Linked DNA regions of Homo sapiens: regions 2 and 3 are each linked to region 1. A link is a loop called in an ENCODE intact Hi-C map of the cell type or tissue named here. Cell type or tissue: IMR-90. All regions are shown on one strand. Links, peaks and the distances in the headings refer to the core of each region. The heading gives the core; the rest is flanking DNA. Region 1 has its middle 39 kb from the start of NOX3. Region 2 has its middle 64 kb from the start of TFB1M. Region 3 has its middle 26 kb from the start of TFB1M.

The links. A loop is a pair of places that touch in the nucleus more often than their neighbours do. Peaks named below come from ENCODE experiments on the same cell type or tissue, not always from the same donor. Only the 100,000 strongest peaks of a DNase experiment are listed, where the experiment ranks them.
Region 2: a loop joins it to region 1, with 3 times the contacts of the local background. A loop is called at or near these places in 2 of 110 quality-filtered maps.
Region 3: a loop joins it to region 1, with 7 times the contacts of the local background. A loop is called at or near these places in 5 of 110 quality-filtered maps.

Annotation. Positions count from the first base shown.
Region 1 is chr6:155,490,052-155,500,187 of GRCh38, forward strand. No RefSeq gene overlaps it. Among named protein-coding and RNA genes, the nearest start is that of NOX3, 39 kb to the left of the region's middle. In IMR-90, for the core only: CTCF peaks have their summits at 5,273 (motif pointing left) and 8,532 (motif pointing left); DNase peaks (open chromatin) are centred at 3,740 and 5,210; H3K27ac peaks cover 3,314 bases.
Region 2 is chr6:155,373,180-155,383,315 of GRCh38, forward strand. No RefSeq gene overlaps it. Among named protein-coding and RNA genes, the nearest start is that of TFB1M, 64 kb to the left of the region's middle. In IMR-90, for the core only: no CTCF peak of the experiment used is centred there; a DNase peak (open chromatin) is centred at 4,092; H3K27ac peaks cover 600 bases.
Region 3 is chr6:155,335,233-155,345,368 of GRCh38, forward strand. No RefSeq gene overlaps it. Among named protein-coding and RNA genes, the nearest start is that of TFB1M, 26 kb to the left of the region's middle. In IMR-90, for the core only: a CTCF peak has its summit at 5,362 (motif pointing right); DNase peaks (open chromatin) are centred at 5,389 and 6,039.

The sequences.
Region 1 (10,136 bases), core at 1,039-9,038:
TTGTTGTGAGGATTCAATGTATTCATGTACGCAAAAGACTCAGAAATAGATCTAGAAGCTAATAGGCATTATACAAATTTTTGATAAGATTATTGTCATCATTATTATTTTTACCCACAATCTAACATTACTCCTAAGAGATATTAAAATGCACAGACAGAGTTTGTTGTGTCTTCAGGTAGTGGCAATTACATGAGAATTTGGATAATTTTTTTCAAACTTTTCTATCAGCTGCAATCCAATTGTAAGTGGATTCGAGAATGAAGTAGGTAGAGTGTGAAGTTCCCTAGGAAGCAGGAGAACTTAGTTCTTACTTTAATCTGCCACTGGAAGTATGCAACTTTGGACAAGTCATATATAAATTCTGAGACTAAAACTCTCCATGTCCGAAACGAGGGTGTTGGAAAAAATGGTCTCTAAAGTATCAATAGCTTTAACTCCCAGTTAGTGTTGTGGAAACAAAGAGAAGACAAATATAAAGTTTTTCCCAGGGTGTAGGCTTTAAGATGGAGGACACCTTGGTGTTTTCTTCAGAACTGAAGTAGCAATGTCTAGAGTTGCCTTTTTCTCTTAGTAGGCACTCAGGAAAATTCTGTCAAAGGAATGTTAAAAAAAAAAGATACTCAAAATGCAAAGTGAATATCAGGTACACAATGGGTCTTCATACCTTTTTATTTTTAACTGATTATATGAGTTTCCAGAAATCTTTCTAGGAATTAGACCTAAATGCCTATCTTATCTTTGAAAAAAAAATTTAAATAGATTTGATTTTATTGTTAGCACATCAACACATATCTATTTCTATTGCTATATTAACAGACTGTAACTGAATCACGTCGACAGTTGCAAAATACTCTGTCTGGGTTACTTTATTAAACTAAAAGAATGGAAGATGCATAAAAAATTCCATTTATACTTGGTGTGTACTAAGTGAGCATCATGGAAAAGTCTAGTTCCTCTTAGGGAAACCACTTAAATGTAGTAGTCAGTTGGAAGGAACTATTGGACTATTATTTAGAGCAATCCTTTCACACTGATCAATGAAGATGAATTTTTGTAGAGTAGCACAATCAGATGTAGCTACATTATGCTTTCATAACATTAGCATTTGTTATATGATTGGAGAAGAGCCCAGAGATCTTGGAAGGTGAAAGGATGGGCCCCTTGAATCTGTTAGTGCTACTTCCACTTGCCCATTCAAAGTGACTGCTTCCAGAGATCCTATGGCATGTTATGCATCCTTGTGCTTTGAGGCCACTGAAATAGTATTAATTTTTTCATGCTGGAGTATGGATTTTTAAAATGCCAAGTTTCATTTAATTATATGGTGAAACCAAACCACACTTCTTCTTAATCAGAAATATTGTGAGGGCAAAGTAGGGAAACCCAATGAATTATAATAAATAATAGTGAGTTTTCCTATAAAACTTACTGAAAGATGCAACAGGTCAACCAATCTATGAACCTCTGGAGGGTAACAAGACAGTAAACTTGACATTGCACAGTATTTGACATACTGTGGTATTTGACATACAGTGAATCATTATTTACATTTTATCCAAAAACATTTACCTGAGAAAAGGTCATGACGTTAAATTTGGAGACATTTACAGCAATTGCCAAATGTTTACTATCTACATGAATGTCATGCTTCTCAGTCAAAAGCAGGTTGATGTGCTAAATGTCAATTATTTCAACTTGTTTGATGGTAGCACAGATTGCCAAGCAACATAAAAAGAGGTTTAATAAATATTATATACACTACTAACCATTAATCTTGCGTAGCAGAGGCTCGAGTTTTACATATAGAGGATTTATGACAAGCAACAGCTCAGGACATTAACGCTCAATTATTACAGTCCTGGATGGTGGCACTACCATTAGCTCCTGGAAGATCACCTTGTTTCTTCTGCTTCTGCTGCCACTTTGGAGGAGGCATCAGAGAGAATGGAATTATTTCAGGAAATAGCACTGTGATTTTTTTTGTGTGTGTTTTCCAGTCCTTTTTAGAATTAGCAGCAAAGGAGGATTACCCAGAGTTATGTTGGTGGGAAATTGAATTGTTCCATTTTTCTAACTGATTATAAGGCATTGTGATACTCTGCAAGAACTCCAAAGACTTCAAGAGAACAGCATACAAATGTTAAGTGGGATACAATAGCACCAATGGAATAAAAAGTGGTGAGGGAGCCAGCAGCAAGGGAAATGTGAATAGTTTCTAGCATGGTTTATCAGCACTAAAACTTGATGAAGGCAAGTATGAACTTTTTTCCTTTTCTTCTAATCGCCACATATGTACATAACAATGGACTCAGTGATATAACCACAAAACTCCCTTGAATTAAGTGATCAAGGTCAATATTCTGAAAAGAGCTAAAATGAACATGCACATATGCCATTTAGTCTTTCTTGATTTCTTTTCATTGGCATCTGAGTCTGAGAATAAACTCAGGTTACTGGCCAATGTTTGATGCTATCTGATAAGCACTTATTGAGCACTACTGGATGCAAGACATGGTACTAGGCTCTGCTATAGGAGAGCATGTAGTCAGGGAGGAAGATGGTAAAACAGTGCAAGTTAGACCATGTACCTATCACAAGAAAGGAAAAAACACAATTCCCCAAGGGTTTAGGAGGAGAAATCATGAGCAGTAGCAAATAAATCTTCATGGAAGCATTCGTGCTAAAGGCGGGTAGGGCACGCTCACATGGAAGCAAGTGTGGAAGAACTCTCAGGCTGGCAGGACACCAGGAGCTGGTGTGAAAAGGGTTGCATCACTGCAGGTGGGCACAATGGTTAGCTTTGCCAAAGTCAGAGGATTTGTGAAGAGAGTGTGGGATGTCAGCCTAAAAATGTAGGATTAAGGTGGCTGGTGAAGAATCTGGAGCACCAGGTAAGTTTGGTTTTTATTCTGGAAGCAAATAGAGTCACTGGAACTCTGAGCAGACCAGAGCTTGCTTGGTGATGTGGTTTGGCTGTGTCCCCACCCAGAGCTCCTATTTAATTGTATTAAATAGCTCCCATAATCCCCAGGTGTCGTAGAAGGGACTGGTGGGAGGTAATTGAATCAGGGGGGCAGGTTTTTCCCATGCTGTACTCATGATAGTGAATAAATCTCATAAGATCTGATGGTTTTATAAAGCGCAGTTCCCCTGCACATGCTCTCTTGCCTGCCACCATGTAAGATGTGACTTTGCTCCTCCTTCGCCTTCCACCATGCTTGTGAGGCCTCCTCTCTGTGAGTCCATTAAACCTCTTTTCTTTACAAATTACCCAGTCTTGGGTATTTCTTCATAGTAGTATGAAAATGGACTAACACACTTGGCAAAGATTAATCTGGGGTGGGGTGTGGATGGGGGGAGGAGGGTCAGGAGAGTGAAAATGGCATTCTGAAAAGAAGAGAAAAAGGGAGACTCAGAGGGGTTGGAATCAGGGCAAGAGGGGCAAGGAGACACACAGTCTTATTTTTAATGGTACATTGGCAAAGACAATCACAAGAAGCAGTGGCATTTCCTTCCTGGGAGATCCTTAACCTCTCACCAGTCAAGGGAGGTTTAAGTGTCCTTCCTTGATAGAAAGACAACTGAGCTAGTGGATCTCTCCATCCTTACAATAAAGGGATTTCTAAAAATGAGTGCAAAAATTTAGTCAGGAGTTTTCTTCCCTTGACTATGTGAGTAATCACAGAAGAATGCTTATGGTAAGCCTCTTACTTCCTACATGCAAATTCAATTCGCCTGAGCTGTTTTGCGGCTTATGCCAGACGTCTTGAGTCATCTCCCCAAGCAAATAATGTAAGCAGTTCTTTCAACATTGAAATGTGGATTTATTCTAGGACCGGAGACATATTACTAGTATTTTCCAGCACTGGCTCTAGGCTAGACAAATAAAGTTTACTTTTAAAAAGGTCAAAAGCACTTTCCAGACTCAAAGTCTCACTCCTTTCAAACTTCTAGGTCACCTGATGCTTGCAACATCATGTACTTATGTTAAATATTGAAGGTCTCTGATAAAATATAATAATATCAGAAAAGGCTAAGTCACTCTGTTATATTCACTTATTAGCCCAAATTAGTCCATATTCACTTATTAGTCCAAATTCACATTATATTTCTTACCAACCACCTAGTAGGGATTTAAAAAAATATTATAGGTAAATGATAGAGAAAGTAAGGGCTCTCCTTGAACAAGTAAGGCAGTGACCAAAAGAAGGCATTGGGAAGAATGGAGTACTTTCAGGAAATAACACCTTGATGTTTTCTTTGTGCTTTCCAGTCAAGTTGATGAATAGATAAGTAAACAAATGGCTTAATTCATAGTTAAAACTAACGCACATACTTACTACCTAATTTTAGCTAGCGTCTTGGGATATTCAATGAATTTGAATGTTATTTTTAATATTTGATTGGCTATATCTGTAAACCATAGACTTCTGTTTCAACTTCAGAGCACGGAACAATGGTTGGAAGTAACAGATGTTTTTTTCCCCACCAGAAGAAAGAAGTATAAGAAAATATACTTCTGCTCCTCAAATAAATAAAGGGTCAGTTCACAAAGTATTGAGTTACCTGAAGCCTGAGTAACCATGGAGTTTGTTTCACTGGTCTGCTGGGTAGATGGGATTTAGATATCAATTGGGTGGCTGGACTAAAGCGATCTTTAAAATTCCTCGCAATTTTGAGATCGTTTGCCAGAAGAGTGCTGAGGACGATAAAGTGATCATATTAAGAACTTAAGCCTGAAGAAAGTGGCTAAAATAACTCAATATGCTTTACATGTCTTAGCTAAGTGATGAATTGGATAGATGCAATACCTCTTGACTGCCAGCTGAAGGGTAAAAAGAAGGATAGGATTATATATAGTGCCAAGAGGAGGTATAATGAGAAATAATACTATGAAATTTACTAAAGGAAACTGAGATCTGAATTAGAAACATTTTTTCAAATTAGAGCTTCAAAATCTAATGTGTTTTGGCACCGTCTCCCAAGGGCAGCCAGAGAAGGCCTTTGAAGAGCTCTGTGCAGCCTTGGTTGGAGCCATTTAAGCAACATGCCCTTTAGAAAATAAAAAGCCTTTCCGGAGGACAGGGGGAAGGGTTGTGCAATTTCTTTCAACACAAAATATTTTGATGTGAGGATTTCTCCTTAGGTTTATCTTCCTCAGACCATTTCTTCTGTAAACAGGCTGCAAGCAGACCCAGGCTTGACACACACAGGCTGCAAATTAAGAAGAATCCTGGGGGAATGCCTGAAACAGCGCTCCAAGCCTGCTCCCTTGTGGTCATGGGGTTAGCAAGACAGCAGCCATGTCTTTGGATAGTTTCTGCCCTCTTTCCTTTTGGAAACTTGGTTTGGAGGAAGCCTAGGCACCTCTGCGTGCCGTTCTTCTCTCCCTTCCCCTTAAGCTAGTACTTCCAATTTTTGTCTGGTGACCCTCAGGCCAGCAGAGGTGGGGAGAGGAGAAGCCTGCCTTTTCCCCTCACGGTTGGAGCTCGGTGTTTCCTGATTATTGAAGCCCACTCGCTTTGCTTTTCCCTCCCTTTTCCCGGGGCCAGATCTGTTCTTCACTTCTCTGGCAAGTACACTCGCCGGCTCACTTGCCTTTTCTGAATCAAAAATGCCACCTCTTCACTTTTGTTTAAAATAGGGAGGCAGCAGCTCAATATATCTGATCAATATTAGGAGCCAAGAACCCCTGGGTCTGAATCAGAGCCCTGGATCTTTCTCACTGTATAACCTAACTTAACAACCATGGACAAATCATGGAAACACTCTAAAGCTCAGATTCTTTATTTGTAAACTGCGGATGTCCTATTTTTCTCACAAACTACCATGGGGATCAAAAGTGATGATATATGTATATGTAGTTTTGGTGGTAAAGTTCTATGTTACTGTTAGTTACTATTGTTCCCAATAAACTGGGTACATCTTTCTTTGGCCTGTTGTATATACAATAACCTCCCAGTGGGACTTTGTCCCTCCTAATAAGATCTAAGTTCCGCAAGAGGGAAAGGATGTTTACTGCCCTATTCTTTAAACCTATAGAAGTGTTCAGAAGGCCATGAGCATCTTTGAGGGCTAAAGAAATCTGAGGGAAGCTAGGAGGTTTATCTATTCTTTGGTAGACAAGGGGCGAAAGAAATCCATGTCCTGTGGCCATGGGAATGGAAGAGGGCAGTACAAGATCAGGACAGGTGGATGAAAGGAAAAAGGGGACTTAGTTTTAGATTTAGGTGCTTCTGGACTTTCTCTGATAGCAGGTATTATAGGCTAAATTGGTGTCCTATCTCCCAAATTGATGTTGAAAGCCTAACCCCCAGTATCTCAAACTGTGGCTGCATTTGGAAACAGGGCCTTTAAAAAGGTAATTAAGTTAAAATGAGATCATTAGGGTGGGCCCTAATCCAGTATAACTGGTGTCCTTCTAAGAACAAGAAATTTGGACACAAACATGTACAGAGGGAAGACCACGTGAAGACACAGAGAAGCATACAAAGGAATGAAGTACTGATGCCTACTGCAATCCACAAGCCACCCAGAACTGTGAGAAAATGGATTTCTATTGTTTCAGTCATTCAGTCTGTGGTTCATTGCTATGGTAGCCCAAGCTACTAATACAGAGGGCTTGGGCTGGTGTAGCTCCATGCTGTCTGGCTGAATAAACCCCACCCTGCCTTCCTAGGGCCTTCTTTCCTCAGGAGTCAGGCATCACCAAAGGTATAGACTTGGCTGTCTTCCTCTTGGCCAGGTGAATACCTGGCAGTGATGTGTTTCTGATACTGCATGTTGTAGTCATGGAAAATATTTGTCTTTGAAGCATCACCCTCTGCCCACGGTATGTAGTTCTACAGGTCTGTAAGAGCACCATTGTGTTCTAGGTACATCATGGTAGACCAGAGGCTGTCCAATGGCCGACATTTAGGTTGTTTCCTTCTGCGTGGCTGGGACTACAGGTGTGCATTACCGTGCTTGACTATTTCATTTTTTGATTTTTAGTACAGATGAGATCTCTTTACGTTGCACAGGTAGGAGAATTGCTTGAGTCCAGGAGTTCGAGACCACCTTGGGCAACATAGCCATACTGTATCTCTAAGACAAGTAATAATAATAATAAAATATTAGCTGGATTTGTTGGCATTCGCCTGTAGTCCTAGCTACCTAGGAGGTTGAGGTGATCACTTGAGCCAGGGAGATAGAGGCTGTGATCACACCACTGCAATCCAGCCTGGGTGACAGACAGAGTGAGACCCTGTCTCAAAAAAAAAAAAAAAAAAAAAAAAGAAGGCAGAATCTTCTGCTTCTGAGGATATAATTGGTGATTTATATCACTAGCCACTGTCCTGTGATATTAACAGGTCTTAACTCTTCACTCATGTTAATAATCCTGAGATGAGGTTCCTCCTCTGGAGTATTGACTCAGAGCTAGCAAATAAGTAATTGTGATCATTCCAAATCACTCACTGCACCTTAGAGAGACGTTTCCGCTCTTTGCAGTTCTTTAGTATCATTCTTAAAGTTTGTTACTAATCTGCTATGCATTAACTAATAATCAGTTATATTATCATCTCCCCAAAGCACAGATGATAATACGTCAATCCTGCTGTTTAGACATTTCAAAACATTTTATTCTCAAAGAAAAGTTAGCTAGGAAGCTAGCTGGGAAGGATAGTTCAAAAGTAACAAGAAAGCCCCTTTTAGAAGGATGAGGTTATTTCCTGGGCAAGATGCAAATACTAACCTGTGTGCTCCACTAACCCACAGTGGACCTCGTGTTCAATGCCTAAAAGAATAATTCAAAGGAAGTTTTCCAATATTCACTGTCAGTTGTGATAGCTTTGACATTGTAGTCATGGTATAAGAGTTAAATAAATTCAAGAGAGAAATATTTATCTAAACTCTCTGGCAATGGTACTGTTATTCTCTTTTGTTAGTGAATAATTGAAAAGGTATCAAATAGCAAAGTTTCAATTATTCATCAAGTTACTTCATTTACTAGACAAATGTCTATAGGCAAATAACTGATACTTGAATTAAAAACTGGCAACATCTCCACAGGTTTGCTTATTGGGTCATCATTGCTTGAATCCTCAAATATAAAAGCTTCATACAAATTGTCTATCAGTGGTTACAGAGGGAGTTTGGTATTTACATTAGTTTTCTATTTCTGCTATAACAAATTACCATGAATTTAGCACTTAAACAATACGCATGTATGATCTCATAGCTCTGAAGGTCTGAGGTCTGGGTAGAGTTTAGCTCAGCTAGATCCTCTGCTTAGAGTCCAGAAGGCTGATTCTTTCTGGACACTGAGAGATGAATCCACTTTTAGGCTCATACAGTTTGTTGGCTGAACTCCGTTCTATGTGGTTATAGGACTGAGGTCTCTATTTTGTTGCTGACTGTCACTTGGGAGCCAGTCTTTGCTCCTAGTCTGCCCATATTGCTTCTTATGCATTCATGTGAGGCCCCTCCAGGAGCAATAGGTTGAGTCACTTTTGTGCTTCAAATCCCTCTGGCTTCTTTTCTGGTACACCTCTGCTGCCTCCAGCTGGAAAAATGTTCTCTGCTCAATTTTTTTAAAATTTCTTTTTTAATTTATATATATATTTTTGAGATAGAGTCTCGCTCTGTCACCCATGCTGGAGTGCAGTGGCACACCCTTGACTCACCACAACCTCTGCCTCCTGGGTTCAAGAAATTCTCCTCCCTCAGCCTCCCGAGTGGCTGGGATTACAGGCTCCCACCACCACTCCTGGCTAATTTTTGTATTTTTAGTAGAGACAGGGTTTCACTATGTTGGCCTGACTGGTCTTGAACTCCTGATCTCAGGTGACCTGCCCGTTTTGGCCTCCCAAAGTGCTGGAATTACAGGTGTAAGCCACTGTGCCCAGCCTCTCTGCTCAATTTTAGGGGTTTATGTGATTAGATTAGGTCCACTCAGATAATCCAAAATAATCAACCCATTTTACAGTTTGTCACCTAATTACATCACGGGGTCCCTTTCGCTGTGTTTTGCAACATATTTCAGGTTCTAGGGCTTACACATGAGCATTTTATGGAGCTATTATACCGCCTATTGAATAACAAGGCAGTTTTTATAATCCAAAGCCTCGAGATTTTTGTTTTCTGTGTAAGAAGAATAAAACAAATAAAAAGAACAAAACAATGTACAAATATCCTCTGTTAGGTGATAAACATGAGTGTAGACAGTATAATCTTATTTCTGTAATTCCAGAGCATTTATTTTTCTGGAATGTTGTGATTTGCAACTTGTTCCTACAACACACCTTTTCAATCCTTCCCTCCATCTAGAATTTCAAGCATGTAGTGTATATGATGATCATGCCAGGAGGCCCAAAAGAAAGAGGTGCTACAGAACTATTTTAGCTTTCTGAATATTATTTTATTTGCAGACTTATAGAATATACGTGCCCTGATTCTCCCAGATTCTGGCTTCCTGTCACCCTCTTCTGTTTGTACAAATTATGTAGACAATATAGCTAGATCATGAAATCAAACCGCTGTGTTCTGAAATTCTGCCTCTATCGTATTCTTTCTGACTTTTACATTAGACCTTACATTGGCAGCCCCTGGGAACCAATATTATGTATTTGGTTCTTTCAACAAGACTAAACCTCTTTATAACTTCCCCATCTTGTGTCATTTAATCCTCCACTGACATCTTCAAGCCTTTCCTGTTATTACATGAAAAGATATTCATCTGGAAATGTCACCTCAATGTAAATGTTACAGCTATCAAAACTATGAAGTGTCTGAGATTTTATCCTATTTGCAAGCTAATAAGTTTACCTGTCACAGTTTCATGGATGCTTGTAGAAGATACGAGACTCCTGGGCTAGAGACAAAGGATATTATTACTCATGGCACTCACGAAGCAGGAACGTCATAATGTTCAAAATGTTTCCCTTGCGCCCTGATACCCAGGGGCATGATGTGGAGCAGCCTAGGTGGATACTCCACATGCAGTGGGTTTGCCTCATGCTGAGAAACTCTGAGCTTTTAAAGGGATCTCAGAAACCACTGTTTTAAAGGGGGCTGCCAGAAAATCTGCCCAACCTTGGCTTGAAAAGAGACATTTTATTATCCTGATTGCAGACAAATCAGCCTTGTGCCCT
Region 2 (10,136 bases), core at 770-8,769, 120 kb before region 1:
CTCTCTGTCTTTCTTCTCTCTCTTTCTCTCTCTCTTTTGGAAATGGGGGTATGGCTATCCTTCAGCACATAAATTAATCCATTCAACAAGTATTTACTGAGTATCTATTATGTGCCAGGCCCTGTTCTAAGCACTAGGGATAGAGTGGTGAACAAAGCAGACCTCAGTCTCTGTCGTCATGGAGCCCCAACATCAGAAGCTTAGAGATCCACCTCAAACACCTCCCTCAAACATTACAAGACACTCTTGCCTTCTTAGTCTACAGCAGTCATCAGGGAAATGAGTTCCATATGTTTATTTTTCATGGGGTAAATTGGTACTAAAGCTTTCTCATTCAAGCCTCAAGATGTGCTGCCAGGAATTATTCACCGAAGCCACACCTCTACCATCTAGACCACTAGTTCCTGAGATTTTTTATGAACCGCATTAAGAATCTGATGATCACTATACATCCACTGAACAGGAGAAATATCTATAGGTAATATAAGTATATATTTATGTATACACACTCACATATAAATATGAAAAAAATGTGCATGCCCTTTAAATAAGTTTGTAAACCTAAAGTCCATGGGCCCTGGGTTAAGGGGCATCACCTACTCTAGAAATATCACTGTTTTATATCCTTTATTTCATTTATATTTCAGCTATCACATTTATATTTTATAGACTGGAGAATGCCAATTATTAACACTGATTCTCATAGGCAAGTGTTTTCACTTCTTTGATCTCTTTGATCATTTCTTTGAAACATCTTGGCCCTTGTTAAGGTAGAAGGACTTTAAATGCACAGAGTATTCTAGCTGTGGATATACCATTATTTTTGAGAGTAGAATATTGGTTTCTGCATCAGTTTTGATCTTTTAGTGAAATCGGTATATTGCCTTTAGGGTATAGTTTGTAATGATGGCATGCTGCATAGTATTGTAGATGGGAATCTATCATTTTCCAGGTAATTGGCATTATACTCCCCTGAATGTATTCTGTTACGCTTGCCTATAAGGAATTTCATCTGCCAGTTTTCTGCGCCCATATGCAGTATTGTGAAGTTTTCAGTTTCCTCTGCATAAACGGCATAATATTTCACTATTAAAAATAACAGCGTCATGTGCAAATATGAGAATTTCATTGGAAATAATCTCTTGTTATGTCATATCATCCATTTGTGAATTGGAACAATTTAAAAAAAATATTTTTTCTTGCCCTTCTCTCGTTTTTTGGAGCCATCGTCAGCTATCTTCCAAGATAAAACAGTTAATGAAATTCCACGTTTGCTCCCAAATAATGTATGGCAAAACATTAGCAGTGGACATCTCTGGTTAGCTGGATTATGAATTATTTTAATTTTATTCTCTTTGCATCTCTGTACTTTCCACATTTACAAAGAACATATATTACTTTTGTAATAAGACATATTATTAAATCTACTTGATTTTTCGTGGACTTTTATCAAAGTTTTACTAAGTATTTAAATAAAGACACCTACTGGATTCTTTTTTTCATATGCATCCTTAGAAATATTGGGGAGGTATAACCTCCCCTTCAGAAACTCTTTTGCCTTTCTAGCTGTAGATTATGTCACACTGAAGTGTACAGGGAGCCATATTCTTTGGTCTTTACTCATGAATGCCTGTCACATTACTAGTTTGCCAGTCCTCCATTAAATTGATTTGTCTACACAAGTTTCAATGGATCCAAAATTTCACCCTTGAGTTTCTTCTAAACTCTTGGGTGGAGCCCGTTTAGTTCCAGTGATTACTCAATTGCAGGAGAGAAAATTGTGACCAAATGCATTATTGATTCAGCCAAGAACATCTAGTTTATTTATTGCTGTTTGATTTTTGTACCTGTGACTGATCTGCTTCAAAAGTTAATTTAGGAGCGAGAATGTCACTAATGCCTTCCTTTATACACTTATTCATTCTGCTATCTCCTTTTCAGACCTGAATGGACTTTTCATATCATGGTCATCAATCAATTGGTTTCATCGACTTCTGCTGCCCATGTTTCTAACAAAGATTTTATTACTGAGGTTGGTCCCTCAGAAATGTTGGCTAATTATTTTTTAGCTTTTAAAACTTTTTTTGTATATATTCTGCTATATTTGATATTCCTTATGATTTTTTCCACTTGGGCACACTAATTTTTAATATGATGCATTTTTCAACAGTATCTTTTCTTCCTAAACTTCACTGATAAAGTCTATGGAGTTCTGTTATTGTTGTTTTTACTGTTGAAATTCTCATCTTTTGCTCTGTGGCTTACATTTTTCATGGCCTTCCAAAATAGATTTTAAAATAATTTTCAAATTTTCTTTGGATTGTTATCTCACCTTTTAAACTTTTCTTACTAACATCACTTTTAAAAAATAATTTCCTTCTCAAACTAGGGCCCCATGTCATTGATTTTTTTTTAGGCAGACTCAGTCAGTCTGGAATCATGCTTATATGGATGTTTCCAACAGGGACTTTCTATCCAGCTCATACCCATTACATGGAGCCTTGGATAGAGGGTCCTTTCCCTGTAAGTTTTAAAATGGCATGTCATAGGAAGTAGCTGTCTTAATCAAAATCTTAACTTTACATTTCCACAAATTAATGTGTAGATAACTGAAGTTCCTCATTTATGACTACTAGTGATAATTTTGCAACTTTACTACCCTCTAGTATTTCAGGCTCTGTTGTATTATTTAGATTGGGCCTGGCAAACTTTTCTATAAAAGGCCAGATCCATAGACACTATGTAAACAAATGAGCATGGCTGTGTTCCAATAAAACTTTATTTATGGACTGAAATTAGAATTTCCCACCATTTCGATGTGTCATGAAGTGTTATTCTTCTTTTGATTGTTTTAACCATTTAAAAATGAGAACTTGAAAATTATAGAGAAATAAGCAGTGGGGCCAGATTTGACCTGTAGGCTGTAGTTTGCCAACCCCTAATCTAGATATTTAAGTATAGCATTTCTATCCACGGTGATTCTATCATATTTTGTTTTCTTTTACAGTTTTGCAACTTGTTTTTGTTGAAGACAAGTTTGTCCAACTCGCAGCCTGTGGTCTGCATGTGGCCCAGGATGGCTTTGAATGCAGCCCAATACAAATTCGTAAACTTTCTTAAAACATTATGAGATATTTTTGTGATTTTTTTTTTTTAGCTCATCAATCATTGGTGTTAGTGTATTTTATGTGTGGCCAAAGACAATTCTTCTTCTTTCAATGTGGCCCAGGGAAGCCAAAAGTTTGGACATCCCTGGTTTACAGTGTCTTAAAATACAAAGTCACATCTTCTCCTGTGTGCCTACACTATATCCTTCCTATACGGAGTTTTTGTTTGGCAGCAAGAGACTAGCTGGTTCCATACCTGCTAATTATATCATAGTCTTCATTTGTTGCCAAGTGTTCCCATATGGCCATTTGGTCTGGTAAGTCTTTAATGTTTATTTGAAGCAGTTTTGCATACTGAATTGGTCTTTCACTACCTCTTTCATCCATTAGTTCTTAGATTAGGGCATCTTTATTTTGTTATCCTTATTTTATTTTCCAGATATACCCTCAACCGTCTCCTTGATTGCTGTATTTGAATCTTAGATGAGTCAGATATTATGTTTCCATCCATTTTCCTCCCCATTCCTTACTTTTAAACTTTCTGAAACTTGCAAAATACCTTAACAGCCTTGTGCTATTTTACCTCAGATGGCAGCCTACTTTTTCTGTATAGGTTCTACTTATCCCAAAAGATATGCTGGTTCTACAATTCTCTTCCTTATATCATTATCTCGTCTACATATTCAGACACTGGAAATCTGCTTATCTTTAAAATTCTTCGTAGAATCTACTTTACTTGGAACTTGGACTGAAGTCACTTATAACTTAAATTTGGCCCAGGAGTGATTCAAACTGAGCCCCTACAATTGTTAACTATTTGTTTTCCCCAACATTAGCAGCCTGTTTTATGAAGGTTGCTGTAGGTGTTACAGCAGGCCATTATGCACATGGATCATGGCCAACACAGTCTATTTATGAGCCAGTTTATCTAACCTCATGGACCCAGCTTTTTTCTGTTCAGTAGTATCCCTTGTCTTGGAGATGTTTGGTTAGGATGACATGACTCAGAGAATCTCCTAGGAGGTGGATTCCAAACTAAGACTCATTACTTTATTCACTATTTAGGTATTTTTCTTTGGCGTAATGAAGATAGCATTGAAATCAGATTCAAGAGGTTTGAATTTTTATTCTGGTTACAAGACTTAACCAAATAAGTTAAACCAGTCTAGACCTAAGTTTCTTCTACTGAAAAACGAAGAATTTTCTGTAGTTGGCTTCCCAGACTCTACCTCTAACAGTCTAAGACTATATAGTAGATTGTATGTTAGGAGCAATGATATGCCCAAGTGGTCTGATATTTGGCATATGGAGATGTCATTTCTAGGACCATGACACTTTCATGTGAATTAAAGTCTTGCTATAGTTTGAATGCTTGTCTCCTCCAAGACCCATTTTGAAATTTAATTGCCATTGTAACAGTATTAAGAGGTGGAAAGTTTAAGAGGTGATTAGGCCCAGGAGGACATCACCCGAATGTGTGGGATTGGTGCCATTACAGAAGGGCAAATTCATCCTGCTCTTGTTCTCTTTTCCTTTTGCTTTCTGCCTCTGACACAGCAAGACGGCCCTTGCCAGAGGCCAGCCCCTTGATCTCAGACTTCCCAGCCTCCAGAACTATGAGCCAATAAATGTCTCTTTATTATAAATTATCCAATCTGTGGTATTTTGTTATAGTAGCTCAAAATGGACTAAGGTAAGTCTGAAGTTTTAATTGCTTATTTCTTTAATATGTTTCAGTGATGATGAAAATACCTGTTTGTCAGGACCTCAAAGAACTTTGAAAATTACCATCTTGACTATGCATATGAAGAATTGAAGGCACACAGAAAGGTAGAATTTGCTCAAAATGAGAAAAAAAGTACCAGGTCTCAGAATTAGTTACCAAGTTTTATAAATACTGGTTGAGTGTCCCTAATCTGAAAATCTGAAATGCTCCAAAATCTGAAATTTTTGAGAACAGAAATGATGATCAAAGGAAAGGTTCATTGGAGCATTCAGATTTTCAAATTTTTGGATTAGGGATGCTAAACCAATAAGTAAAATGCAAATATTAAAAAAAAATCTGAAATCCAAACACTTTTGGTCCCAAGCATTTTGGATAAGTGATACTCAACCTGTAGCAGTTTCAGTTAGAGCAAAACATTATCATTGGTTCCTCAAAACTATTTCTAATCATAGTTTCATGATATTTAGTGTATGTTCTTTCAGGTCAAAAGTTCAAACTAATTTTGATTTTTTATTCTCAAAATGACTTGTAAGAGTAATGACTATCCAAGGCAAAAGATCTCTCTTTCCTCTGGGTCCTCAGAACAAGCCTTTTTTTTTTTAATTTTTAAGTAAAGCAAGCTCTTTATGTAGAAGAAATTGAATTAAATGGTGAGACACCATTCAGATTTTGGATTTGGTATCTCTGCGGGTAGAAATGAGATGACTGAATTGAGACATAGAATTAAAGTAATTCATTTCAATATTAAATAATAAAAATGGATAACAGAGTATTTTCCTACTGTGTTTTTCCTATATTAGACACATTTTGCTGGTGGGGGTCAGCATATGTCACACGTGGTAAGTTGTACTCCAGTGGCACTATTGAACATTCACAGTGAGCGTTACTTCAGTTTTGACTACTTTGCCTGTGATGTTGCCTGTTGATATTCACTTTCTTTTGGTAGCCTTCCCTCTAGACTTCTGGCTGCTTATTTTGGCTCTCTGAGTCTAGCTTTTGGCCTCTCTTCTTGGTGTCTGCTGCCTGTAGCCTAGGGTAATACCGCATGTAGGAGGCTTCCAGAAATTGGTGTAGAGGGGGCTCTTTGCACAAGGCAAATTTGGGAGTGTTCTGACTTTGTGAATTTAACTTCAAACAAAGAAAATAGTCTATGACTTGGTGGCTTTTGTTGACATGGTGACTTCTAGATACAAAAATCAAGTAGAAAGATGATCTTCTGAATGTCAACTAGCCTGGCTTATGTTTTGGTGCAATTCCTGGGTGGAATATCAGGCAGATAAATCTATGGCAAGGCATATATAAGTGACATGCAGAGGATATACAGAAGCCACTTAAAATAATTGTCTTTAGTTACCAAAAGATAAATACTGTATGATTCCATTTGTATGAGGAACCTAGATTAGTCAGATTCATAAAGACAGAAAGGGTGGTACCCATAAGGGTCTAGGGGTGGGAGAATGAGGAGTTGTTGTACAATGGGTATGAAATTTCATTTTGTAAGATGAAAAGAGTTCTGGATTTGGATGGTAGTGATCATTGTACAATAATGTGAATGTGCTTAATGGCACTCAATTGTACTTTTAAAATTATTAAGATGGTAAATTTTATGTTATGTGTATTTTACCACAATGTAAAAATATGTAAAAATAGTTGTCTTTAGTTTATTTGGTTCATGTGTAGGTGTTTTCTGCACTCATCAAAATCCAAGGTATTTGTTGATTTGCATTATTAATTTGGTGACATACCCTCATAGGAAATATATCTGCTGATAGTTGAAATTATTAGGGAAGGAAGAGGTCAAGATGGTTACTGAGAGGGCTTCCATTTCAGCTCCAAGATTTACTTTAGTATTCCCCCAAGCCATAGCAAAAATTGATTACTAATTCCACACTTGCAGCACGTAGAGCTTTGTTCTTTTCCTCTTTTTAATTTGAAAAATTAGAATAGCTGGAGAGATGGTGGCAATTTCATACTTCACTCAGCTTCACTCAGAATGTTCAACTTCAACATTTCCTAACTATAAGATGGATATACAACCCATTTGCCCAGTTCTAAGAGTTTGATATGTAGATAGCTAGTTTATTAAGCTTTTTAAAAACACAGAGAACAGGCCAGGTATGGTGGCTCATGCCCATAATCCCAGCACTTTAGGAGGCCAAGGTGGGAGAATTGCTTAAGCCCAGGACTTCAAGACCAAACTGGGCAACACGGCGAGACTCCATCTCTACGAAAACAACAACAACACACACACAGAACAGAAATCGCAAGTCAACTGGTTTTTCTAAAATGCAGGCATATTTGGGCATTTCTACAGGACTCACAAAGCAGAATGTGTATCTATTTATATGAAGGACCTGGAAAAGAATTTATCTCAGTAGAAAAATTAGAGGCTCACGTGTTTGGTCCAGAATGTTGGGGTTTGAGAAGGTTGACACATGATAGCCTCTTTCCCCCCATCTGAATGCTAACCCAAGTGATAAGGTGGAATAAAGGAGATAGAGGGAAAAAAATCCAGTTTTATTACAGTGCTGGAAAGCATGGCTTAGGAGGGGCAATGGAGGCTTCCATCTTGAATCTCAGAATAGATAACCTCACCCCCAATCACAGGCAATGCCATAGGCTCCCGCTGCAGGGACAGAGTGTGCCATTGAGCTTTGGCATGTGGAGAATACACCAGAGCTTGAGTCCTGTATGGGCAGGAGCTGAGCTGCTCATGCCCAGTATTTGCTTCCAAATTTGTCAACGAGATAAAGCAACTCTCTTTCTTAGAGAAGAGTGAGGGAGCTGGAGAGTTTCCAAGAGTGTCCTCTCCCTGTTGTTTCTTCGCGTGAGAGAATGAAGCCCGGGCTCTGGAGCCTTCCCTCTTCCAACCCTCACCCCACTGCGGCACAGCTTGCTCGTCAATATCTTAGGAGATGTGTTCCTGAGTGGAGCCCAGTGCTATCATTCTGTCCAGTTTCTGTGGAACAGACTACATTTAGAGTGATGAAAAGCTAAAAGAGGAAGAAGAGAAATGCTGGGTTATTGAGAGCACAAGGCCTCACCAGCACTGGCTTTTGCAGCTTAGGCAGGAACTGGAGATGATGCTCCGAATCTACATCTATGCTCTCACCTTTGGGTGGCAGCAGCCTTCATGGTAACGTCAGCAGGCATCAGCAGCAGCACTGACAGCTTGGAAATAACAAAAACAACAATAATGATAAAAGCCAATATTAATAAGCATTTATTGTGTGCCAGGAATTCTGTTAAACAATTCACATGCATTAAATCATCCCTTTAAATGTTCTTATTATGAAAATTTGCATATTGAAAAGTAAAGTGTCTGAATAAGAATTACCCACGGATTCATCATCCACATCCAATAATTATATACGTTTTGCTGTATTTGAGTAGGTTTTTGGTGGAAGTATTTTAAACTAAGTAACAGATACGATGACAGTTCACTCCTAAATATTTCAATATACACCTCTGAAAAATAAGGACACTTACTACATAATCATACCATCATTATCACCCTTGTCAAAATTAGCAACAGCTCTCCAATATCATCTAATATTCAGCTATATTCAAATCTTCCCAATTCCCCACCACGAATGTCTTTTATAGCTCATTTGCTTTAACCAGAATCAAATTAAATGTCGCATTTGATTATGATGTCTCTTAACTATCTTTTAATATAGAAAAGTCCTCCTTCCTTTCTTTTTAAAATAGTACAATATAGCCTTTTTTTTTTTCAAAGAATGAATCATCACATTGGCTTTTGAAGGGACCAGAACTGTTGTCCTTTGTAACGTTCCTCCTTCTGTATTTGTCTCATTGTTTCCTTGTGGTGTCATTTAACCCATTCCTCTATCTCTTGTATTTAAAGTCTCAATTAGATTCAAGTAAAACATTTTAGCAAGAATCCTTCATATGCGTTGCTGTATGTGTTAAGTAGCATCACGCTGGGAGAAGTATCTACTTTCTGGTTGTCTCACCATTAATGACACTGACATTGATCATGATCTTAAGGTGGTGACAGCCTGACCTCCCACTGTGGCATTAGATCATCCAAGCCTCAGTGCTGTGGCTATCATGCACATTTGACTGGGATTAGGACTGCAGCATCTGACCCCAGATTCTTAGGCACTTTCTTCTCCTGACTCCTGTTAGCAGTGTCTTTAATCCATGTCAGAACCATGGCTGACCTTTGATGAGTGATACATTTCACCACCGTGAGCCGGTACAAGAAAAGAGGATAATGACAGAGAACTGTTCTGGGTATTCTCAGAATCATTAGCTATAAATTTATGAGAACAGAGTCAGATTTTTTTTTTTTTTGGTAAACTGGTATTATAAATAAAAATGTTCTCTGTTTACATTTTCACTCTTAGGCTATTTTGGCCTGCAAAAAAATATGGTTACACAAAACCAAGCGGGTTAGTAGCCACATTCCTACCCTAGTGAGGCAGATGTGGGAGTGAGTAGCTGCTGCTGGTGAAAGACTTGCAAAGTGTCAGGTGGGTCAGAAAAACCAGATGTCAACACACCCACTGTGCACATTCTTTTTTCTCTTAATCATATATATACTGCCTTGGATCGTTTGTTCTTGGTTTTTTTTTTTTTGTATGCCTAGTGTTATTTCCCTGCATGATTGTAAACCCTCTGAAGGCAGGCTCGGTTTTTGTCTTTTAGAAACAATGTTTATGTGGGAAGATAAATATATACAACTACCCCTATTCAAGACTACTTAGGGAAAATTGATTATATTTATCACGTGACCATGAGCCAAGGAGTCAATCTTTGAGCTCTTTCCTCCTCAGTTAGTGTTCAGCACTGGTCTGCACTGTGTGGTGGAAAGTCCGTAACAACTTGAACTGACAGCAAAAATGCCTGCAGGCTCACATACATGGGCTATGAGTAGAACACAAAACAAATACTTTTGCTCTGTCTTGGTTCTTGGTTCTTAGGGTAGCTTTGACATACAGAAAGTCTTAGAAACAAGGAAACAGGAACTTCTTCTTCTTTTTTTTTTGAGACAGAGTCTCGCTCTCTTGCCCAGGCTGGAGTGCAGTGGCGCGATCTCGGCTCACTGAAAGCTCTGCCTCCCGGGTTCACGCCATTCTCCTGCCTCAGCCTCCTGAGTAGCTGGGACTACAGGTGCCCGCCACCATACCTGGCTAATTTTTGTATTTTTAGTAGAGACGGGGTTTCACCGTGTTAGCCAGGATGGTCTTGATCTCCTGACTTCGTCATCCGCCCGCCTCGGCCTCCCAAAATGCTGGGATTACAGGTGTGAGCCACCGCGCCCCAGCCGGAAACAG
Region 3 (10,136 bases), core at 1,316-9,315, 150 kb before region 1:
TCGCCCCCCTCCCGTGCTCCCCCCAGGTCCCCAGAGTCCATCGTATCATTCTTATGCCTTTGCATCCTCATAGCTTAGCTCTCACATATCAATGAGAACATGTGATGTTTATTTTTCCATTTCTGAGTTACTGGACTTAGAATAATAGTCTCCAATCTCATCCAGATCACTGCAAATGCTGTTAGTTCATTCCTTTTTATGGCTGTGTAGTATTCCATTGTATATATATACCACAGTTTCTTTATTTACTCATTGATTGATGGACATTTGGATTGGTTCCATGATTTTACAATTGTGTTGCTATAAACATGTGTGTGCAGGCATCTCTTTAGAATAATGACTTCTCTTCCTCTGGGTAGATACCCAGTAGTGAGATTGCTGGATCAAACTACTAAAAGAACTACTTTTAGTTCTTTAAGCAATCTTCACACTGTTTTCCATAGTGGCTGTACTAGTTTACGTTCCCATCAGCAGTGTAGAAGTGTTCCCTCTTTACTGCATCCATGCCAGCATCTACTGTTTTTTGATTTTTTGATTATGGCCATTCTTGCAGGAGTAAGGTGGTATTGCATTGTGGTTTTGATTTGCATTTCCCTGATCATTAGTGATGTTGAGCATTTTTTCATATGTTTGTTGGCCCTTTGTATATCTTCTTTTGAGAATTGTCTATTCATAGCCTACTTCTTGATGGGATTGTTTGCTTTTTTCTTACTGATGTGTTTGAGTTCGTTGTAGATTCTGGATATTAGTCCTTCATCAGATGTGTAGATTGTGAAGATTTTCTCCCACTCTGCGGGTTGTCTGTTTACTCTGTTGACTGTTCCTTTTGCCATGCAAATGCCCTTTAATTAGGTCCCAGCTATTTATCTTTGTTTTTATTGCATTTGCTTTTGGGTTCTTGGTCATGAAATCGTTGCCTAAGAAGGGTTTTTCCAATGTTATCTTCTAGAATTTTTATAGTTTCATGTCTTAGGTTTAAGTCCTTAATCCATCTTGAGTTGATTTTTGTATAAGGTGAGAGATGAGGATCCGGTTTCATTCTCCTGCAGGTGGGTAGCCAATTATCCCAACACCATTTGTTGAAAAGGGTATCCTTTCCCCACTCTATGTTTTTGTTTGCTTTGCCAAAGATCAGTTAGCTGTAAGTATTTGGGTTTATTTCTGGGTTCTCTATTCTGTTCCATTGGTCTATGTGCCTATTTTTATACCAGTACCATGCTGTTTTGGTGACTATCGCCTCATAGTATAGTTTGAAATCAGATCGTGTGATGCCTTCAGATTTGTTCTTTTTGCTTAGTCTTGCTTTGACTATGTCGGCTCTTTTTTGGTTCCATATGAATTTTAGAATTGTTTTTTCTAATTCTGTGAAGAATGATGGTGGTATTTTGATGGGGATTCCACTGAATTTGTAGATTGCTTTTGGCAGTATGGTCATTTTCACAATATTGATTCTACCCATCCGTGAACATGGGATGTGTTTCCATTTGTTTGTGTTGTCTGTGATTTCTTTCAGCAGTGTTTTGCAGTTTTCCATGTAGAGGTAGTTTGACTCTTTTGTTAGATATATTTCAAAGTATTTTATTTTATTTTTTGCAGCTGTTTTAAAAGGGGTTGAGGTTTTGATTTGATTCTCCACTTGGTTGCTGTTGATGTACGGAAGAGCTACTGATTTGTGTACGTTAATCTTGTATCTGAAAACTTTGCTGAATTCTCTTATCAGTTCTAGGAGCTTTCTGGAGGAATCCTTAGGGTTTTCAAGGTAAACGATCATATCATCAGCAAACATTGACAGTTTGACTTCCTCTTTACCAATTTGGATGTGCTTTCTTTCTTTCTCTTGTCTGATTTCTCTAGCTAGGACTTCCAGTACTATATTGAAGAGAAGTGATAAGAGTGGGCATCCTTGTCTTATTCCAGTTCTCAGAGGGAATGCTTTCAACTTTTCCCCATTCAGTATTATGTTGGCTGTGGGTTTGTCATAGATGGCTTTTATTACATTAAAGTATGTCTCTTATATACCGATTTTGCTGAGAGTTTTAATCATAAAGGATGCTGGATTTTGTCAAATGCCTTTTCTGCATCTATTGAGATGATCATGTGATTTTTGTTTTTAATTCTGTTTATGTGGTGTATCACATTTATTGACTTGTGTGTGTTAAACCATCCCTGCATCCCTGGTATGAAACCCAGTTGATCATGATGGACTATCTTTTTGATATGTTGTTGGATTCAGTTAGCTAGTACTTTAAGGATTTTAGCATCCATGTTCATCAAGGATATAGGTCTGTAGTTTTCTTTTTTGGTTATGTCCTTTCCTGATTTTGGTATTAGGGTGATGCTGGCTTTATAGAACGAATTAGGGAGGGTTGCTTCTTTCTCTATCTTGTGAAAAGGATCTCTGTCAAAAGGATTGGTACCGGCCGGGTGCAGTTGCTCACGCCTGTAATCTCAGCACTTTGGGAGGCCGAGGCAGGCAGATCACGAGGTCAGGAGATCGAGACCATCCTGGCTAACGTGGTGAAACCCCGTCTCTACTAAAAATACAAAAAATTAGCTGGGCATGGTTGTGGGTGCATGTAGTCCCAGCTACTTGGGAGGCTGAGGCAGCAGAATGGCATGAACCCGGAAGGCGGAGCTTGCAGTGAGCTGAGATCGCGCCAGTACACTCCAGCCTGGGTGACAGAGCGAGAGTCCGTCTCAAAAAAAAAAAAAGGATTGGTACCAATTTTTCTTTGAATATCTGGTAGAATTCTGCTGTGACTCCATCTGATCCTGGACGTTTTTTTGTTGGTAACTTTTAAATTACCATTTCAGTCTGTTCAGGGTGTCTAATTCTTCTGATTTAAGCTAGGAGGGTTGTATTTTTCCAGGAATTTATCCATCTCTTCTAGGTTTTCTAGTTTATGTGTGTAAAGGTGTTCATAGTAGCCTTGAATTATCTTTTTCTTTTCGGTGGTATCAGTTGTAATAATGTGAGATTATTTAGATCTTCTGTCTTCTTGGCTAATCTTGCTAATGGTCTATCAATTTTATTTGTCTTTTCAAAGAACCAGCTTTTTGTTTCATTTATCTTTTGTGTTTTTTTTTGTTTCAATTTCATTTAGTTCTGCTCTGATCTTGGTTACTTCCTTTCTTCTGCTGGGTTTGGGTTTGGTTTGATCTTGTTTCTCTAGTACCTTGAGGTGTGACCTTAGATTATCTGTTTGTGCTCTTTCAGACTTCTTGATTTAGGCATTTAGGGCTATGATCTTTCATCTTAGCACCACCTTAGCTATATCCCAGAGGTTTTGATAGGTGATGTCATTATTATCATTAAGTTCAAATAATTTTTAAATTTCCATCTTGATTTTGCTTTTGACCCAGTGCTCATTCAGGAACAGATTATTTAATATCCATGTATTTGCATTGTTTTGAAGGTTCCTTTTGGAGTTGATTTCCAGTTTTATCCCACTGTAGTCTGAGACAGTGCTTGATATAATTTCAATTTTCTTAAATTTATTAAGCTTTGTTTTATTGCCTATCATACGGTCTATCTTGGAGAAAGTTCTATGTGCTGTTGAATAGAATGTGTATTTTGTGGTTGTTGGATGGAAGTCTGTGAAGTCCATTTGTTTTAAGGTATAGTTTTAAGTCTATTGTTTCTTTGTTGACTTTCTGTCTTGATGACTTGTCTAGTGCTATCAGTGGAGTATTGGAGTCCCCACTATTATTGTGTTGCTGTCTCTCTTGTTTGTTAGGTCTGTTAGTAATTGCTTTATAAATTTGGGAGCTCCAGTATTAGGTGCATATATGTTTAGGATTGTGATATTTTCCTGTTGAACAAGGCCTTTTACCATTACGTCATATCCCTCTTTGTCTGTTTTAACCACTGTTGCTTTAAAGTTTGTTTTCTGTGATATAATAGCTACACCTGCTTGCTTTTGGTTTCCATTTGCATGAAATGCCTTTTTCCACCCCTATAAGTTTATGTGAATACTTAGGTGAGTCTCCTGAAGGCAGCAGATAGTTGGTTGGTGAGTTCTTATCCATTCTGCAGTTCTGTACCTTTTAAGTGGAGCTCTTAGGCCATTTACATTTAATGTTAGTATTGAAGGTACCATTGCATTCATCATGCTCTTTGTTGCTTGGGTACTTTGGTTTTTTGGTTTTTGTTTTTGCTTTTTAACTTGTATTTTTGTTTTATAGGTCCTGTGTGATTTATAGTTTAAAGAGGTTCTGTTTTGATGTGTTTCCAGGATTTGTTTCAAGATTTAGAGCTCCTTTTGGCAGTTCTTATAGTGGTTGGCTTGGTAATGGCAAATTCTCTCAGCATTTGTTTGTCTGAAAATGACTTTATCTTTCCTTCAGATATGATGCTTAGTTTTGCTTGGATACAAAATTCTTGGCTGATAATTGTTTTGTTTGAGGAGGCTGAAGATAGTCCCTTCTAGCTTATAGGGTTTCTGCTGAGAAATCTGCTGTTAATCTGATAGATTTTCCTTTATAGGCTACCTGGTGCTTCTGTCTCACAGCTCTTAAAATTCTTTCCTTTGTCTTAGCTTTGGATAACCTAATGACAATATGTCTAGGCAAAGATTTTTTTTTTTTTTTAAACAGTTTCACTTTTGTTGCCCAGGCTGGAGTGCAATGGTGCGATCTTGGTTCACCGCAACCTCCACCTCCCGGGTTCAAGTGATTCTTCTGCCTCAGCCTCCCAAGTGGTTGGGATTACAGGCATGTGCCACCACGCCCAGCTAATTTTATATTTTTAGTAGAGATGGGGTTTCTCCATGTTGGTCAGGCTGGTCTCAAACTCCCAATCTCAGGTGATCCACCCACCTCGGCCTCCAAAAGTGCTGGGATTACAAGCGTGAGCCCTCTGACTTTCAAATAGTCTGTCTTTGAGCTTACTATTTCTTTCTTCCAATTGACCAGTTCTGCTGTTGATGCTCTCTATTGCATTTTTTAATCTCATTAATTGTATTTTTTACCTCCAGGATTTGTTTGATTTTTAAAAAGTTATTTCAATCTCTCCCTTAAATTTCTCCGATAAATTTCTGAATTGATTCTCTGTGTTTTCTTGAAGTTTGTTGAGCTTCCTTAAAACAGCTATTTAAAATTCTTTGTCCAAGAGATTACACATTTCCATCACTTTCAGGGTCAGCTTCTGGCACCTTATTTTGTCTGTTTGGTGAGGTCATATTTCCTTGAACGTTCTTGATGCTTGTGACGTGTGACCATGTCTGAGCATTGAGGGATTAGGTATTCATTTTAGCCTTCACAAATTGGCCTTGTTTGTGCCTGTCCCTGTCAGAGGGCCTTCTAGGGATTTTAAGCAGACTGTCTTGGTTTTCCTGAGCCTGTGACCACTGTAGCTGTCTCAGCACTAGAGGACACTATAAGCTCAGGCTTACTCCAGGTCTTGTGAGGATTCCAAAGTTTGTGTGGCCTTCTGGCTCAGATGAGCCTGGTGAGGACCCAAGGAGGGTACTGGGGCTGAGTGGGAATACTGGCCAGTAAGTCCAGAAGACTGTCCTGATGGCTCAGATGGGTATGCCTCCCAGCAGGTCTCTGCACAGGTGATATAGGTCCCTGACTGCAGCTAGAGGGGCTGGATTTGAGACTGGGTCCCCTTGGGATCTGTTGTGAGAAGGAGACTGGCGGGCCTGTCTCATTGACTCAGGCATGCATCACACAGCAGGTCTTTGAAAAGCAACGTTCTTCCTTGTTACAACAGTATGGGCTGGAGCTGAGGCTGGGCCCCTTTGGGATCTGTTGTTAGCCACAAGTTCACTAAGTGCCCTGGTCATTGTGATTTGTACCATTAGCCTAATTCATCTGTTTTAGACTCCCAGGTCAACCCTACCCTTCTAGATTGACTTTGCTCCCCTTAGCCACAAATAACATCTTGCCTCATGGGGGAGGTACATCACCTATTAGCAGGAGCAAATAAGCTCTTAGAGATGGCCTGAGGAGCTTGCCTAAGCAAAAGCATGACTTTATGACATAGTATTTCTAGGATGACTGTATGTTCTGGTTTGCCTGTGACCATCTCAAGTTTATGTTTGTTGTCCAGGCATAATTATTAATAGTGCTCCAGTCATTGTCATTATTTGGATGAAATACGGTAACCCTACAATTTTCATCTGAGTAATGGGAATAAGATTGCCAACCCTTTTAAAAATTACACAGTAGTTCCTCCTTATCTGTGGTTTTGCTTTCTGTGGTTTCAGTTACTCATGGTCAACTGCAGTACAAAAACATTAAATGGAAAATTTCAGAAATAAACGAGTCATAAATTTTAAATCAAATGCTATTTTGAGAAGCACAATGAACTCTCATGCCATCCTGCTCTGTCCCACCCAGGTCCTTAATCATCCCTTTGTCCTGTGTATCCACCTGCCCATTACACTACCTACCTAGTTAGCCACTGACATCATGTGTTCCTGACATCCAACCATTGACATAGTCATGGCTTGATGATCCAGGATCACCCAAAGCAGACACTCTTCCTTCTGAAGGGTCATCAGAAAGTCAAATAGTTGCCTAATGCTGCATCACAATGCCTACTTCATTCACCTCATTTCATGTATCATGTAGGCATGTATCATCTCAAATTATCAGAAGAACAATGAGTACAGTGTAATAAGATATTTTGAGAGAGATAAAGAGAGCAAGCACATCCACATAACTTATTGTAGTATATTTTTGTAATTGTTCTATTTTATTATTTGATAATGTTAATCCCTTACTGTGCCTAATATATAAATTAAACTTTATTGTATGTATGTATGGAAAAAGTAGTATATATAGGATTTTATACTATTTATGGTTTCAGGCACGCACTGGGGCTCTGGAACATGTCCCCCATGGATAAGGGGAAACTACTATAATGCTATTTAGCAGATCAAATGAGATTATGTTTATGAAAATCTTTTAAAGGGATTTGAAGACAGCCTGCCCTGGCTGCATGAGGTGATGGCATTATTTGTTGTTGTTATTATCTGTTTTGGCTCATGCAGACGTATTAGTTCAAATTCCATTTTCTTGGTTATTGGATATTTTTTAGACTGTTGAGGTCAGGAAACAAGTTATCTTCAGCTTCGAGAGGTGTTATTATATATACGGTTTCATTAGCAGTAAAAAATCTCATTGTTTCAAGTAAACACTTCATTTAAAAATACAATTGATTTTTACGAAATAGAACCATACTACTACTACATTTTTTTTCCCCACTATTCATGCTGGACTTCTAAATGATAAAAAAGGAAAAAGATATATGAATAGAATTTTAATCACATGGTAAACAATAAAGCACCCATTATAGAAACAGCATAAATAAGAAACAAAACATAGACTACCTAACCCTGTATGTATGGTGTGTGTACGTTTGTGGGTAGTTTTAATGAAATTTAAGAAATGCAAACTTACTAAGTGTGCATTTTCCTGTACCTGTTAGTATTGAAATAGACAAATATGCTTAGCAAGAAAGGAAAAAAATTGGGGTGGGTAACCAATAAGTTGATAAATAAGGTCCCAAATAACTGAGAGTTTACTGTAGTTTAAGCAGTCACATTACTTCTTTTTAGCAAAACAGATAAACGATCACATCTGTAATTAAACTCTGGTCTGATTGCATTGCTATATCTAAGTGTTTGCCTCTGGTGTAATAATGTGCTTTCTCAAATGGGATTGCTTTTCTATTGCTCTTTATTCCTGAATGACCTGGTCTTTCCTGAACCAGGGAGAAAATGTGCTTTATAATGAAATAATGATTTCTTTCAAGGTTTAACAGTATTATTTGCTAAGTTATCTCTTTTAGGGTCTCTAATGATGCCTCCAGGCAGTGAAGGAGTTACTTTTCCTCAAGAAGAAAATTAAAAAATAGAAATGGAAATTTTCATAATGGAAAATTAAAAGTGTGAGTTCCTTAAAAGGAAGAAAAGCTTTTATGGATCTCACAGGAGGATTCTTGGTTACTCCACTAAGCAACTTCGCCTGACCATTTTTTTTTTTTAAGTAGTGAAATGTAATGTGTGTTCGAATGTCTTAGAAGTTCAAACTTTTAGCCTATATGTTCTGTTTGGCCTGAGGCACTAAGAAATAGTATGAAATTTCATATAGAAATATGGATTTTTGGCTTCCCTTTAAAAATTTTTTACATATCAACAAGTTAGCTGGCTGTCCTTCTATTGATGCCCTCATTAGAGGCATAGGGCATTTGTCAGTCCTTTGTCATGTCACTTAGCTAACAGACTTGGTCTTAAAGTTTGCAACTCTTAATCCATATTGTCATTCATTTAAAAAATTATACAGACATGTTATATGAAAAACTTTGCTCAAGGAGCTAAGCCAAGATGCACATGGCCTGTTACTTAAGGGATCTTATGGAATACCAGATCACTGATATGTTCAGTGGAACGCATTCCATGACACATGAGTTGAGATGTGTTCCAGATTTCTGCTTTGGAAGTTCACAATGCATGTTAGCATATTAAAGGCTTTGAAAGCCTCCAGTAATGAAACTGTTATATATTTAACCATTATTGAAGAAAAAAAGGGCTAGTTCTGGGGAACACACTTTGAGAAATGGTGATCTGTAGCTTGGCTGTAAATTAAAGGAGGCTATTAACATTTACATATTAATAAATATAGGAAATGAATCAGAGACCTAGAAGAGTCTCATACAAATATATTCACAGGGAAAAAATAACTGAATTCAAGACTCTTCATCTTCTATTTGGAATAAGGTCCATAAGGTATAAAAGCTCATATGCCTTTTTTTGTAAAACACTAATATTAGATGGAGCTTTATATTTTCTGTTTTTAAAAAATTACCATTTGCATAAAGAAATTTTCTAAAATTTAGTCATTATGGCAAGTGGGAAGATTAAGTAAATATGGACTGTTTTGAAGACTGATTCACTAATACATTCGTGTATTTCTTTAACACAGCCAAGTCCTTTGGATTTTACCTTGTAAATATCCCTACTATGCATACACTCCTCTCTAACTCACTGGCTCCCTATAGTGGCACTACTGTCATCTATCTCAGGGTGACTGAAGCACCTCCCAACTGTAATACATTTCTTACACTGTATCCAGATGAACTTTAAAAAATGAAAATCTGATGTTTCTTGAAAGCTTGGAATGGCTTCCAATTGCTCTTAAAGACCAAACTCCTTATGATATCTGCAAAGCCTCATGTGATCTGGGCCAGCTCTGTCTCCAGCCTCATCTAATTAAAAAAAAAAACCTGTTATTTTAGGTTCAGGGTTCATGTGAAGGTTTGTTATATAAGTAAACTTCTGTTGCAGCTGTTTGTTGTACAGATTATTTCATCACCCAGGTGTTAAACCTAGCACCCAATAGTTATTTTCTCCACTCTCAAGTAGACCTCAGTATCTGTTGTTCCCTTCTTTTTCTTCATGAGTTCTCATCATTTAGCTCCCACTTATAAGTGAGAACATGCGGTATTTGGATTTCTGTGTAAGTTTGCTAAGAAGCTATGTTAGTTTCTGTGTTAGTTTGCCTCCAGCTCCATCCATGTTCCCACAAAAGACATGATGTCATTCTTTTTATGGCTGCATAGTACTCCTCGGTATATATGTACCACATTTTCTTTATCCAATTTGTCATTGATGGACATTTAGGTTGATTCTATGTCTTTGCTATTGTGAATAGTGCTGCAGTGAACATTCTCATGCATGTGTCTTTATGGTCAAATAATTTAAATTCCTCTGGGTATATACACAGCAATGGGACTGCTGGGTTGAATGGTAGATCTTTAGATCTTTGAAGAATTGCCATACTGCTTTCCACAATGGTTGAACTAATTTACACTCCCACCAAGAGTATATAAGTTTTCCCTTTTCTCTGCAGCCTCACCAGCATCTGTTATTTTTTGACTTTTTATAATAGCCATTCTGATTGCTGTGAAATGGTATCTCATTGTGTTTTTGATTTGCATTTCTCTAATGATCTGTGATATTAAGCTTTTTTTTCAATGTGCTTGTTGGCCACAAGTACGTTTTCTTTTGAAAAGTATCTGTTCATGTCTTTTGACCACTTTTTAATGGGGTTGTTTGTTTTTCTCGTCTATTTAAGTTTCTTACAGATGCTGGATATTAGACCTTTGTCATATGCGTAGTTTGCAA